Regions from separate parts of the Homo sapiens genome. Here region 2 is linked to region 1. A link is an interaction called in ENCODE POLR2A ChIA-PET data of the cell type or tissue named here. Cell type or tissue: B cell. All regions are shown on one strand.

Evidence for each region. Peaks named below come from ENCODE experiments on the same cell type or tissue, not always from the same donor. Only the 100,000 strongest peaks of a DNase experiment are listed, where the experiment ranks them.
Region 2: POLR2A ChIA-PET joins it to region 1 with 17 read pairs; 2 of 35 experiments call an interaction of 5 or more read pairs at or near these places.

What each region holds. Positions count from the first base shown.
Region 1 is chr5:125,001,543-125,009,542 of GRCh38, forward strand. No RefSeq gene overlaps it. Among named protein-coding and RNA genes, the nearest start is that of ZNF608, 260 kb to the left of the region's middle. RefSeq lists an enhancer at 1,307-2,065 and a silencer at 5,030-5,079. In B cell, no CTCF peak of the experiment used is centred here; DNase peaks (open chromatin) are centred at 1,390, 3,969, 4,779 and 4,929; H3K4me3 peaks cover 1,264 bases; H3K27ac peaks cover 2,078 bases.
Region 2 is chr5:125,130,621-125,138,620 of GRCh38, forward strand. All of the region lies in intron 2 of LOC101927421 (a long non-coding RNA gene), which reads left to right. Among named protein-coding and RNA genes, the nearest start is that of LINC02240, 360 kb to the right of the region's middle. In B cell, no CTCF peak of the experiment used is centred here; no DNase peak of the experiment used is centred here.

The DNA.
Region 1 (8,000 bases):
TCCCTGTATTATCCCCATTCTATCTACCTTGTTTTGCTTTATTTTCCTCCATAGCACTAATACCATTTAATATATATTTATAATTTATTTATTTACTTATGTTCTATTTTTCCCCGTTAGGATATAAGACAAAAATATTTCTGTTTTATTAACCGTACTGTCTCCCCCACCTAGAACATGGACTGGTATAGTAAGTAAGAAACAGTATGTGTTGAATGAATGAATAATTAATCCTAAATACAATAATCAAGGGTGTTTATTCATTCATTTGTTGAATCAAAGAGAATCAAACAAATCTTGTTTCTGTCTCCAACAAATGCTGGAACCTCCAGGATTACTTGGTCCTTTATAGGATATGTGTCATTTTACAACGGTGTAAAGTTAAAAGTAATTTGTAGAAAACTGGTAGTAATGCAAATGATGTTTTTCTTCAACATGCAAATCAATTCTGTCTTGTGAAGATTCAACTTGTCTTCCCCATTGTCGAAGAAACCAGTTTTTTACACATTTGTGAATTTATTTCACTATTCTTCATCTATATATGTGTCTGTTCTGTGGATTTTCCTTTGAACTAGCAATCGCTTATCAGTTCTCTCAATGAGCTAAATACAATCTTTGACATGTGTTTATTTTATATTTGTATGAGAGTCATGATTTTATCTTTTTGGAAATTTGTTTTTTAACAAATTTGGAAATATACCTTATGCTTGAATGTGACCTATTTTGTCAAAGTGTATCTTTGGTGAAGTCATTTTAGAGCTAGGTGCTTGATGTTTTTGAGTTGGTTTGCTCATCTGTGATGACTAAGTGAACTAATATATTGGAAGTATAAAGGCATGTTGGTAAAGGAGACATAGAAGAAATAGATTGGAAGGCCAGGTTGAGTAAAAATGTGGGAGGATACTGGATGTTAAATTCTAAAAGCTGGGAGGAGATGTTGCCTTTGAAGAGGGTATGTATTTGTTGATTAGAAATCAGTTACTTCTTTGAGATCCTTTCAGGTTTCACAGACAGAGGCCAGTTAGTAGGTCTGATGCTGAATCAGGACTCTCAGAGCATGAAAATCTTTAGATTTAGGGCACTTTTTATGATTGCAATAGTTGATTCAAACATTGGAATTAGTTAAAGAAAGATAAAATCATATCCAAAGAAAATGAAATATAAAAGTAAAAAAAGTGGACAAGAAAAAATATTTAGAAGGGCAAACAGTTTTTGAAGATCCAGAGAGTGATGAGAAGCAGATACATAATGTTTTATGCTGTATGCATTAAAGCTAATGGGAGGGGGTGTGGGTATGCCTATTCATAAGAATAATGTGGTAATAGTCCAATGAAACTTCTGCTTTCTCTGATACCACAGATCTGAGATTTGAGATCTGATACCACAAATGCCTTAATGTGGCTGGCATTCATGAGAAGGTATGCAACTATTGTTGAAATATGAAGAACTCAGAATGTCAAGAGAGAAGAGGGTAAGTTCAAAATCTGAGTCATCAACCAAATTTCTTGACACTGACTGCCGCAGCCATTAGTGCTAAATAGATTTGAACCACTACCACCAGCCATAAAGGACAGATACAACCAGTAGTCCCTAGCAAAGAACACAACCTCAAGGACCAGTGGCCACAGCAGGGAATTATACTAACAATAGATCTATAATAGCCCTTTCCTCTCTTATTCATTGCCTCTGTAGATATTTTTTGTTCCTCTCTGGTGAGAAGGAACTGGCTAATGTGGGACTCTGGGGTGGGAATAGATTCTTTCCTTGTTGCTTTGAAAAAGTGCTGCTCATGCAGCTGTTATTTCTATGAAGACATCCAGTTGATAAAAGAATCAAGGGGCCAAACATAATAATTTAAGTATAATTGGCAACCAGATTCTCATAGCCTGAAAAAAGGAAAAATGTTTTGTTAATGAGAATATAGATCAAAGTCTTTTGTAGGAACATATGCTACATTTCTTTAGTATGTTTCTTGACAGAGCCCATTAGTCTGTCAATTTCTGAGTCCCAAATTGCAAATTTGAAATTGATGTAGACCCAAGCTTGGCATCAAAAATATTCTAGTTGAGTAACAAATCAGTTTTCACATTACTGTTATGTTTTATTTGCTTGATAGAGGCTATATAAGCAATAGGACTGGGATATGTGTGCATTCCGAGTGCCTGGAGTGGCGAAGATGGGGAAGAGAAAGGATACAGATGGAGTTCGAATGGATCTGGGTATATTAGTTATAGCATATGATTGCTGTATATCTGGAAATCCAGAAATACATATTTAGGAACAAACCCTATATATAATTGTTTACATCCACATCAGTTTGGTATTTGACATTTACTTACGTTACACACACACACACACACACACAAACAAACACACTGCATAGTTTATTTATTACATAATTCATTGGACCGAATTTATTAAATCATACCAGGGCTTAGCCTTGTATGGTCTATTGATTTCTAGTTTAGTCCTAGATTATAACTTGACCTACTCTTCTGCTAGATGGTTTACAAAAACCGCGAACAAAATTTCACAATGCTAAAGACATAAAAAGCAAATAAAAATCCACCATGCTAAATGCTCTCAAGAAGGTCACCTTTCTAATCCAGCTACTGTTACCAGAGAATACCTACAACAAAGACAAGTTTGTTTATGACTGTGGTCCGCTGCTTATCTGCACAATTTATTGGTCACATAAAATATTTTGTAATTTCGTACTACAGTGGGTTTGACAGAAATGTCCACATATCTTACGTAATACTTTGACTGGTTCTATCTATTTAAATTTAAATCTAAGTATATTATTTGTAAAGTTTCTAGGTTGAGTGTAAACATTGCACTGTATGCATAAATGGTTAAACCTAACCTAAACATAACCATCACATTTCTAAGAAAAGTATTTTTCTTCCTATATTTTCTTTGAGTAAGCAGAAAAAAATCCATCAGTACTTACATTTAGGCACATATCAAGCTCCATTGTTTACTTTAAGAATTAGAGTATAAATGAACTTCTTTCTTTTATATAAATGCACATATTTTTACACTGAAATCTCTCAGCTAACTCGTGACACTTGACATTAATCACATACATAGATCAACAAAGACTTTGCTTTCATATAGAAAGTAATTTCAAACATATTTCTAAATTATGACTTGTTATTGCAGTCAATTTAATTATCTAGCTAATGACAATGTATGTTCATAATCAAAGTAGTCAAAAATACCAAGTTTAGTAATTAGACCATATAATTCCTTAACAACTCAATTTATAATGGAAAAGTACAATGCTTTTAGACAATGTTCTTCAAATACTCCTCTATATTCAGAATTAGGAATTCCACAGTGTATTCTTTTGACATTTAAAGCTGGAGATGGAGTGTTTAGGTTAGAAGCGTAGCTCCCTCCTGTATTCTACCTGAAATTGCTTGTAAGTCACATTACATTCTAAATCCATTTCCCCTCAAACCATGCTGAGGGTATAACATTTACTCTCTGTCATTAATGTTCTTTTCTGTAAGACATACCAATATGAATTGTAACACAATGAAACAATTAATCTTTCTTGGGCAATTTTAATGATTCTATAATTATAGAAAACTATAGAAAATCATGTTTTCCCGTTTATCAACTCAGATACTCAGTGACATTTCAATGCCAAAGACAAAAAAAAAAAAAAAAAAAAAAAAGGCGGGGTGGGGGGGGGAAGGGGAGAATCTCCTGTATTTTCATTTTAAGAGTATCATACTAACGGAAATCTATAAACTAAACATAGATAGTGTCACAAATGCAAACTGACACATGGCATAACTGGTGGCTGTGCAAAAATCCAGCCGGAAAAGTACTAAAATAGGCTAATTTCATTTCTGCCAGCTGCCTGCCTTTCCATTCTTTATCTCAGCTATTAGGTTTGAATAAATTTCATCTCCCACACTACAAGTAATGAGCAGGCAATGACTTATGAAGCACCGAGACCAAGTTAAGACAGAATTAGAATACAATTTTAATGAGACGGAGCTGAGAAAGTGGAAGTGTTACTCCTTTGACAGACTTGGCAAAATACCCAATATTATTTCAAATGCTCTTTCCTTTTTACAAAGAAACTGTCAAATATTAAAATAAAAATTATAAAAAATAAGACTGAGGAATTCTTTAGGGGCAGATTGTTAATGTGATTGTAAGCTAAAAATAGTTATTAGAGAAGTCATTTAAGGAAGAGAGCAAATGTGACTTCAATGTAAACATATTAAATATAAATACTCCTCTGAAAACAAACAACATGCTTTGGTTTCTCTGGGAAAAAAAAAAAGCAATTAACATTCAGGTAACATGCATCTCTTTGAAATGAGGTCCAGAAATTGTTGGGGGAATGGAGAGTAGACAAATATTTTCTTTGTTAGCACTTAATTGGAAGTCTATAAAATAATGTTATTATATGGCTTTGAAATACACTCAAAATAAACTGGTGTAAAAACAAGATAAACTCAAGCATGATTTTTTTTTAACATCCAACGTTCAGTACACCAGGTGGTGGGGGCAGTCCCCTGGAAGCATAAAGGGAAGTGGTCTTTGGCTAATAAGGAAGGTTTGCACCACAATAAAAGCATTTATTTTCACACTTAAAATCATGGGGAAGGTGTTCAATGGAAAAACCCAAATGCCACAAAATAACAAGAACAACTAAAATTGTTAAGGACTTCAAACTACCAAAACTAATGAAAGGGATTTTCCAGCCTGATGCCCCCACTCATATTAGGTAACGACGTCCCATCCTCCTTAGATGCCCTGTGCCTTCTCAGCTAAGCTGAGCTGAGGTCTGGGCCAAATTGAGCAGCACAGCAAGGCTACTTATACTCTACACTTTAAATTAATTCCTCCAAACATCCCCCAAACAGTTACTGGAGGCTTTTTTTCTCCCCCTCCCCCCACATACCCCTTACTGTTTCTGTCTTTCGTTTAGTGATTACTTCCTGTCGGTTTTTCTAGTGCCTAAAACATATGTGATTTGCTGCAGGCAGTCAGTATTTATAAGGAGAGCCTCACAGCAGGTGCCACTTACAAAAAAAGGCCCCTGTGAGCATGAGTGCACAAGTGTTATCCCATGACCCAAGGGTCATGCTGCTGTTCCTACACAATGTTTAGCAAAGGAAGGTTCTTTCCATCAACAACTGATAAACAGTATTCGTCTGATCGGCCAGATTTTTTATGAAATGATAAAGCGAATGAATATATCTATGCGTCTTTAAAAAGATACATGCATGCTTTCAAAATTATATGTAGCTATTCTGACTCTGCGGTCAACAAATGACCAGAAAAAAAAATCTAGTAATTTTTTAATGCTGATGGGTAATTTCACTCGGTGCCCCCAGTCTTCCATGCCCCAAATTCACTTCCTTGACTTTGAAGTCTGGGTCCCTTAAAGCTGTGAAATTTCCTGGATAACAAACAATGCTAAGAAAACTTTGTTTTGAGAAAATAGATTTGATAGCCATGGGACCTGTAAATGTAGTTTGCTTTTTACATCCAATAACAGTGACCAAAAAGGGGTGTGCTACCTTTTCCCATAAATGTTTCCATTCTTTAAACAGCATGTTAGAAATTCAGTTAAAGGGATTTAATGGAGCTAATTATAGTTGGTGAACCTCTCTAGCTTTCTTCTTGTTTTTCCCCCTGAGAGTTGTTCAGCATCACCCACTTGCAATGCAAGCTTTCCTTAGCCTGGATCTGTCCAGTGATGCTCCCTATTCCACGGGCCCCCATCAGCATATCTATTGTAACTTATTGTGAAAATCAGACCCAAGAAATCCAAAGAAAGCCCAAGGCAATACGGGGAGTTTTAAAACTGTTCTCCCAAGTATGATCAACAAATCACATTTTGGTGTATTTAAGGTAATCCTTTTGGGAGGCCTAATTAAGTTGGTAGGAAAATTATGTGATATCTATTTTATATTATAATATTATATAAAATATAGGTTATATATTCCAAGGTTATATATTATATAGGTTATATATTACAAGGTTTGTCATGTTTTATATATGAAACATGATACAAAATTGGAAGATGTATTTCCAATTCATGAAAGAATAATGAAAGAAGACAAAAGAATGAAGCTTTAGTTGTCTACCATGTTATACATTTACAGTATGCATAGGGGAAAGGTCACATTGTCAGTTTATATCCAACAAAGATTACTTAAGAAATTTGGATTTTCACAAATAATAGAGTCTTATGCTCCCATCTCCCTGTTACCAGCCACCACCTCCCCACCCCTCAACAACCTGATTTCTAAGTAAGAACCCTATTTAGTCCTCAATAACAGAATAAGAAATATTCTTGGTCTGTCATTTGGTCAGTGTCAGATACTAATATGGCAAAAATTAAAATGCTAAGTACTGCTTAATTTCCAAAAAATTTTATGAATCTTGCTCACAAAATTCAGAGGTGGACCTCGGATATGGCCTTGGACTTGGAAGATGGAAAACACACTTGTAATTCTCATTGCCCCTGGTTGTAGGTACTATATCCCATCTATTCCTTCTCCTTTAACTCCTTCCTCCATTTTGGTGTTTTAATTTTTCCCACATGGAACCTTGGGCATACTCCCATTGTGACAGGTACCTTTGTATACAGGCAGCTTTCTCACTAGACTGTTAGATTCTTTTCTGTGCCTAAGAATTAGGATATTGATGATTGGTTGCTGAAAGGATGGATTATAAGATAATGACTAATGCAGTTCAGTGATGGGTAGATGGTCACTCAAGAAGGCTGGCTTAGAGTCCTGGGGACCGGGGTTCATAGAGAGTCGTCATAGAGTATGACAACCATCATAGAGTATGAAAGCTGGCAGGAGAAACTAGTTATACTTCTCTCCTTCAATTTCACTTTTGACTTTCCAGAATGGTGTAACAAATTAAGATTAGACTGAAAATTAAGATTGAACTGAATCAGACTCTTTAAATTGGAGTTCCATTTCTAATGATGTCAGTTCTCTCTTGGTGAAATAGGACAAGTTTCTTAACCTCCCAGATCCAATTTCCTCTTTTGGAAATATGGGAATTAACAGTACCTACCTCACAAGATTAAATGAAATATCACGTGTAAAGCACTCAGTGCAAGCTCAACAAGTCATCTTTCCCTCTCTTGTACTTTCATCCAAGCAGTCCTTGTTGCATATCTGACATTTAGAAACTTGGCCTTGTCAATGTTTAAGCAATGATGGTGTTGAGAATCAATAAGCCTTGTTAGGGAGTAATGTTTTTCATAGATTCTCCAGCCATATTTTTCATGATAAGAGGTTTTTCTGAGAGGTGATTTCTGACATTCTGCACAAATCAAAATTATTCAAGGAGACAAAGGCATTGATCATCTTCTCGTTGCTTGTTTTCCTTGACCCCTCTGGCAGCTTTACCAGCATTCTCTATAAATGCCACATATAAATTAAAACTGGCTTTTGCAAGTAGATAATTCACCCCACCTAGCCCATTTGCCTAGTTCCAGGGAAATTTGCCCCTTGATAGTATTTTTTAAATATTGACAAAATTTTAATTGTGTTAAAAAACATATAACATGAAATTTAACATCTTAACCATTTTAAAACATACAGTTCAGTAGTTCTGTTGTACAACAGATCTCCAGAACTTTTTTTACCTTGCGAAGCTGAAATGCTATCCCCATTGTACAACTACTTCCCATTTTTCCCTCCCCCAGCACCTCTGGTGATATTTTTAATTGTTGGTTTTGGTCAAATTTCAGATGTGGTGACATAAGAATACATATCTGGTCATTATTAGAGTAACCTTACAAAATAGCTTTTTTTCATTGAAAAACATCTATGTTCACAAATGCGGTATTTAAAATGCTCATTTTCTGCTACACATAACATTAATAATAAGAGTAATTACCCAAGAAATATGGGACTTTAAAGCTCATTCTCACCCTGAAGACACCGAGAGATTATGTTTTTAACCTTGGGCTCTGATTTGGTTGTGAATGGAAGATGGTA
Region 2 (8,000 bases), 130 kb after region 1:
ATATATGTATATGGAGAGAGAAGTTATTTGTTTATCTCCAGTAGGACAGAATTTGCACGTCTATAGATTAGATTTTTTTTTTTTGCTGTAAGTTTCTTACAATTTATAGAGTTGTAAAATCATGTCTGTGGAATCTCGATCAGATAGCCCTGTGGGGTATCCTTTAGGGTCTAGACAATGTAGTTTTTTCACTGAACCACAAATTCCTTTCTACAATTCTAAATATGGAAGCACAACATTTTTTTTCTTTACCACATTTAAGGATCATTAAAAACAAAGTGAATGGTTCATTTATATAGTGAAAAAAGTATTACAGAGATTTAAGATAATATTGTGTACTAGATATTTAGAGTGAATGAGTAATATTCATTTAGAATATGTAGTACAGAATGAGGAAAATAATAGGTACCTGAAAAATGCTTGTTGAATATGTATTTCCATAGAAATACTGTAATTAGGTAAACCGTCAGTTAAAAACAGTAGGTACAACAATGGAATTCTATACCGTAATAGAAAGAAATCAACTGCAACCTCACACAGCAACTAGATAAACTCACAAACAAAATATCGAGCAAAGAAAAAAGTGAGGTATGTAAGAATACACAGTGCACGATTCCAACTGTACAAAAGTCTGAAACACACAAAGGAAATTTATGATGTTACATATTTGGTTGAGGACTACTCTTGGGGGAGGGTAGTAACGGAGAGTAGGCCTGCCAGGGCTTCATGGATACTGGCAGTGTTCTGTTTCTTGAAATATACATGGGTATGTTTACTTCGAATTGTACACTTTTTTGTATGTATGTCAATACTTCAATAAAAAGTTTACAAAAAAGGCATTGATAAACGTCTAAAACCAGCATCTATGTAAGATTGTTTCCATTAAAGATGTATATGTATCGGTGTTAGTATAAAAACAACATGTTAATAAATGTTACCTCCAGACGGTGGGATTATGAGTTTTTACTTTCTGCTTTTTGTATTAAGAAAAAAGTATACTTTTTTTGTATTAGGAAAAAGTGCATTAATTAAAATGAAAGTGAACTACTTATTAGTTAACTATGAAGTTAAAAGTTGGAACTATTAGATATAATAAGTAGACCTTATTATAAGTAACTGGCTCACATAATTATGGAGGCTGAGAAGTCCCAAACTCTGCTGTCTGCAAGATGGGGACCCAGGAAAACCTGGGAACCAGGAGTGCTGATGGTGTAAACCCTCTCCAGATCCAAAGGCCTGAGAACCAGGAGTGCTGATGGTGTAAGCTCTGTCCAAATCCAAAGACCTGGGAACGAGGAGTGCTGATGGTGTAAACCGTGTCCAAATCCTAAGGCGTGGGAACCAGGAGTGCTGATGGTGTAAGCTCTGTCCAAATCCAAAGACCTGGGAACCAGGAGTGCTGATGGTGTAAACCCTCTCCAGATCCAAAGGCCTGAGAACCAGGAGTGCTGATGGTGTAAGCTCTGTCCAAATCCAAAGACCTGGGAACAAGGAGTGCTGATGGTGTAAACCGTGTCCAAATCCTAAGGCGTGGGAACCAGGAGTGCTGATGGTATAAACCCCGTCCAAATCCTAAGGCCTGGGAATCAGGAGTGCTGATGGTATAAACCCTGTCCAAATCCGAAGGCCTGGGAACCAGGAGTGCTGATGGTATAAACCCTGTTCAAATCCAAAGGCCTGGGAACCAGGAGTGCTGATGGTGTAAGCCCTGTCCAAATCCAAAGGCCTGGGAACCAAGAGTGCTGATGGCATAAACACTGTCCAGATCCGAAGACCTGGGAACCAGGAGTGCTGATGGTGTAAATCCAGTCCAAGGGCAGGAAAAGACTGATGTTCCAGCTCAAACAGTCAGGTAGTGAAAACAAATTGTGTCTTTCTCTGCCTTTTTGTTCGATTCATACCCACCCGCATTAGGGAGGGCAGTCTGCTGTACTCACAGACTCAAATGCTCATCTAGAAACACAGTCACAGACATACCCAGAAATAATGTTTCACCAAATATCTGCGTGCCCCATGGCTGTTCAAGTCGACCCAGAAAATTAACCATCACATCAATCTTGTTGAGTTTGTTGAATTTATTTGATTCATTCTGATAAATTCCAGTGAATATCTAGAAAAGTTTTTAAAGAAGTTAAGCTTAAATATCACAGTTAATTTCATGGCATTCTTTATTTTAACTAGAGGTGATTAATATTCGTCATTGTCCTGTGATGATACTTCACAAAATCATTTCAGCCTAAAACGAATCCTTGGCACATTGGTTGAGAACCCACAGTTACCAAGGTTAAGTATTTATAATACCCCTCATGTAATCCTGAGAAAAGAAAACAACCTGGTTTTGTTTTTAAAATGTCCTGCCCTAAAATGCACAGTATAAAAATCCCGAGTGATTGAAAAAGTACAAACTCTTGGAGGCAGCATTTTGGCTGTGACCACGGAGCTTTTCAAACCCTCCCACCTCATTCATTGCCAAGGTGACATTTTAGACTAAATGAGTTTGCCAATCTGGGGGGAGAGAAGTAATTAGGGATATAAAGTAGAACCTACAATCTCAGCCTAATTCTAAACAACCAGCTGTGTAGGTCTAGGCATACAAGGCATATCTAGAGTTAGCCAGTATGCCGGTTAAAAATGCACTTGTAATGTCAATGTTATCTTTGGAGTGTTTTCCATTTCAGGTCTTCATAAAATAAAAAAATGTTGCAAAATGCTACAATTTAAAAAAGCAGGCCGAGCGCAGTGGCTCACGCCTGTAATCCCAGCATTTTGGGAGGCCGAGGCAGATCACGAGGTCAGGAGATTGAGACAATCCTGGCCAACATGGTGAAACCCCATCTCTACTAAAATACAAAAAATTAGCTGGGCGTGGTGGTGCACACCTGTAGTTCCAGTTACTTGGGAGGCTGAGGCAGGGGAATCACTTGAACCTGGGAGGCAGAGGTTGCAGTTAGCCAAGATTGCGCCACTGCATTCCAGCCTGGTGACAGAGCGAGATTCCGTCTCAAAAAAAAAAAAAAAAGCAATTAACATATCTTGCTTAGAAAACATTTGGCAAGCTGGGCACTGTGGCTCACACCTGTAATCCCAGCACTTTGGGAGGCTGAGGCAGGTGGATCACCTGAGGTCAGGAGTCTGGCCAACATGGTGAAACCCCATCTCTACTAAAAATAGAATATTAGCCTTCCGTGGTGGCCCATGCCTGTAATCCCAGCTACTCGGGAGGCTGAGGCAGTAGAATCTCTTGAGCCTGGGAGGCGGAGGTTGCAGAGAGCTGAGATCGTGCCATTGTACTCCAGCCTGGGCGACAAGAGTGAAACTCTGTCTCCAAAAAAAAAAAAAAAAAAAAAAAAAATTGGCAAAAAGAAACATCTAGATCTACAACTATAAAGAAAATCTGTGATTCTATATTTAAAACATAAAAGAGTATTCTAGTACAGTTCCTCAAAAGCAATTAATTTCAGATAAGCTAATTTAGTTGTTCACATTTTTTTAAACATTATATACTATACTCATTCTTGAGTATATGGTGATTAATATACAAGTTTTGCTCTGACACTTATCATTTTTGTTAAAAGTCAGACTCTTCTAAAAATGTTCTAAAAGTGACAGAACTTCTCAGAGAATATTTGTCCAAAAACTTTTTAAAATGCATGCCAACTGTATATTTTTCAAATTATTTTTACCATGACAATGAGCAATGAGAAAAGAACAAAAACCATAATACACACACATTGGTTACTATCTGTGAGTCAGTTACTGGGTTAAGTGGGGCTTAAAGGCATTTTGTAGTTTACTCAGAGTCACTTGTGTATGTGGAGCTCACATGTCCAGGGTGTTGCTAATCACACTGAATAGATATCAGTTTGGTTTTCAGATAAGCAGATAATGTGCAATTAAATAAAACCTAAATGGTTGGTTATGTATACACCTAAACTCTCAATTTGCTGTTGTTCTATGTAATATTAAGTATTAAAAAGAGTGTTTACTTCTCATAATTTCAGCGTGAAAATGGAAAGGATGAAAAAGTAAGAAGAGTACAACTTTAGCCAAAATAATTATATAGCTCACAGAGGAGACATCTGCAAAGTATAAAGAAAATAGACTGCAGGGTCCTGATTGCATGAAATGGGACTCAAACTCTGTCCTTTCTTAGTTTATGATGTCATGCGATCCCTTGACTAATTTCTCTGGAATTCACAGTTACCCATCATTTGTAGAGTAGTCACATAATTTCCTTCAAGCTATCCAGAGGAGCTACAGAAAATAAAACAATGACTTTATGTCATTGCTTTGCTAATGCCCTGGGAACTATTCAGCCCACCCACATTCTATCAAGATGCCATTATAGGAAGAATGAGCTCTTTGTAACACAAGGCAATATAATTTCAAGAATTTGGTGTTGTGTATGCCTGTAATTATTATAAAAATATCTATTCAAGTAACCCACGGCTGTCTCATGATTCATTACTTTCATCTAATTCTGCATCAGATCATTTAAATATAAAATTATCAAAAGAAGTTCTTCCGTTAATTGAAGGGTCTAGTTTGCTTAAGAATTCTACCCTCCACACCTCTCAGCTTGACACCCTAGAGTAAGGCCAGAGCAATCAGGTCATAGGGTGGCCAGGTTATTACTATTTACCCCTTTCTTAATAATTAACATGGATCATGTTTATGATGGCAACGAATAGGATCAATAGTGAAATATGGATACAGAAAATGGTACTGTTTTTTTCTACTTTAGTCTGATTTTCTACCCAGTCCATTATTTTTCTTTTTTATGATGGAGAGAAGTATAATACATTCTCTCTTAATTTGTTTTATTTAGGCTTCTCTGTGTTTACTGGGAGGCAGTTTAGCAAACTGATTAAATGAACAGGCTGTGGAAATGAGACAACCTGTGTTCAAATCCAATTGCTACTTGGGGCAGTGGTTCTTAAACTTGTTAGTGTATTAGAATCACCTGGAAGGCTTGCTGAACCATGGATTACAAGGCGCTGTTCTCAAAGATTGTGATTAAGTGGGTCTGAGATAGAGCCCCAAATTTGCATTTTTAATGTTTCCAGATGGTGTTAATACTGTTGATCCAGAGACCATACTTTGAGAATCACAAATGTCAGTTTATCTGAGCCTAAATTTTCTCATCTGTGGAGTGTTAACAGTTTCTAATTAATAAGGTTGTTAATTGCCAAGGGATAATTTAGAGGAAAAATTCCCAAAGTTTGTTACTTTGATGTAGATTGTAACCAACTGAATAAATTGTGCTTTTTTAGTTGTGCTTTTTAAATAAATCTTATATATGATGATCTGGGTTTATATTAAGGACACATGATTAATGAAATAGTTCTTTGCTTTATTAAGGATTTTCAGTTTGATCATGGGAATACTCCTCTGTACTGTTGAGAGCCAAATTTGATTTACACCTAGGAACATGCTCCAGCTGTGACAGGCACTACTGGTTGCTTTCCAATTATTTCTTCTTCTTTCCCTTTCATCCTTGACTCTTAATTCCTGCAGGTATCCACATTTCTAAGAGTGGCCATATACTTTAGGGGAAGCTGGACACATTTCTTTGTCTAATGTCCTGATTAAGCCTCTTATGGGTGTCCTGTTCCATGAGCACCGGATGTAGCTCTGGTCAACAAGAAACTCAGGTGAGTCTTCTGGATGTACTTCCAGGAAACAGCCTTTGTTCTCGTAAAGCAACACTTAGAGTTGCCTTCTTTTTGTGCTAGCTCTTGAGGTGCCTGTACGTACTGCTGCAGTTGTCCCATGACCATAAGGGGAGTCATCTAAGGACAGCCTGAGGATGAGAGAACAGAAAGATGGAAAGAAATCCAGGCCTTTGATGATGTGATTGAACCATAGAGTTAACTAACCCTGGAATTACTATACCTTCATGCTCCCTGTTATTCAAGATAATACATTTTCCTTATCATTTAACCATTTTCAATTGCATTTTTAGTTATTTGCTGCTTAAGGTGTCTTAACTGATATACCAATTTATGAAGCATATTAACCTTGAAATTAATTAAAGTTATCAGAGCAGTGCTATTCCAGGGGTCTCATTTTAGCTGCAGCATTAATGGAGACAATGTGACTGTGTAGATTATTTAACTTCTCTTGGCTTCAGCTCAATCATTTGTGTAAGGATATTGTTGAGCTGGATCATTTCTAGAGTTGTTCCAAGTTTTAAATGCTGGGACTATTTGATTCCATGCATCTGAAACATATTGATGCTATATACATTACACAATGGGATTACACATGTGTATAACCTAGTAACTACATAATGCAAGGACAGATATGTAACAAGATAACCACATATATACTTTTATAATAATTTAATATCACACTAATTATATGGTCTGATTTACCCAGCATGAGTATCCAGTCACTACTATGGTAGAGTTAGTTGGAAATTATAGCTCTTTAAATGGTACTGTAGCAAGAAATAATAGATTCCTCATAATATTTCTAATTTGGAGGAGGAATAAAAATAATACTTTTCAAATGTTTTCACATGGCATGTTTAAATATGTAAATATGGACATGGGTGAGCATTTTAAGTTAAAAGTTTTCCGTTAAAATGGTAAGAAATGAGAGCACCTTTTTTTTTTCTCTTGAAGTGTACACACATGGTATATCCTTTATATATCTACAAGAGGGTAGCCACATGGGTTGGAAATACATAAATTCCACCTGTGTCCAACCAAAGTACTGCTATTATGGTAGGGCATATTTCATAAATTGTGTGACTCAGGCATGCAAAAATATGATAGAAAAGTTTCTCTATAGGTGCACTAAAGTTGCCTTTTGGCCCCATACCCTCTCATGGCAAAAAAATAAAAATAAAAAAAATAAAACAACATGAAGCATGTCACTTTCTGTTTTTTGTTAGTTCCTTTTGGGAAAATATTTATCTATTCAAGATACCCTCATGGATACCTTCTGCCTCCCTTTGCTTTGGTTCCAGGATGGTTATATGACACTGGGGAAGGGACATGTGGTTCACGTCATTGGCGTCCAATCCCAATGGTTTCCACTGATATGCAAACATTTCTTTGCTCTTAGATCATGTATCCCTGTTATGTCTACAGCTGATCTGTCCATGGTTACCATTCTTCTCTAGTCACTGGACCGTGAAATTCCTTTCATGTACTGCTTGTCTTGACTATGAATGTGTTCATGTCAGGTCCACCAACTGCTCAGCTAATTCCTTGTTCTTCTTGGAAACTGAGGAAAAGAAGAGACACTCTCTTACTGCCCACTAGGTGGGTGAACAATTCAGGGTGAGTGGCTACTTTCTTAGGCCCTCTCTTTTTTTTTTCCTTTTTGATTCGAATATCTCTATATCTTTGTAGCTGTATGTATGTCTAAATATGCTGTCTCCTCTATTACTGTCATATCTTTGTGTCATTGGAAGCATTTATGAGCTATGCCTAATTAGGTTCCCACCTTGTCTCCTCTCTGAAGGCCAGCATGATGTTGAAATGGGGGCTTTTGAGTGGGTGTCACCACCATCTTAAATCTCACCCGAGAAGCAAGATACAAGTCTGTTCTCTGGTGGCCACCCCCAAACCTCTTTTGGTTCTTTATGGAACCCTTTGTTCTGGGGCTCAACTTTGGGGAGAGAGCAGCAGAGATCTAGGCTCCCAGCTTCTGATCCCCAGGCCTGCCCTCTGAGTATTCCCTTCACAGCTGGCTGAATGTTTATATCTGTTCAGGTTAGAACACTGTACTCATGTCATCTTACATTCTCTCAAGTCGTTTATGGCCTGACTCTTGTTCTGTGAGTCCCTTAGGTGCCTAATCTTGATGTGCAAAGGCACATGTTTGGACAAAATGATATCTTAATGAGCTTGATCTTTGATACTCAAGGCCACTGCCTCTGCTATGAGTTCAGAAAGCAAGAAACCAGAAAGGAAAGGAATGCCTGAAGGAAACACTGTGCAATTACTTGAGAATTTCATCTTGCCACACTTTAAAAACCAAGCAAC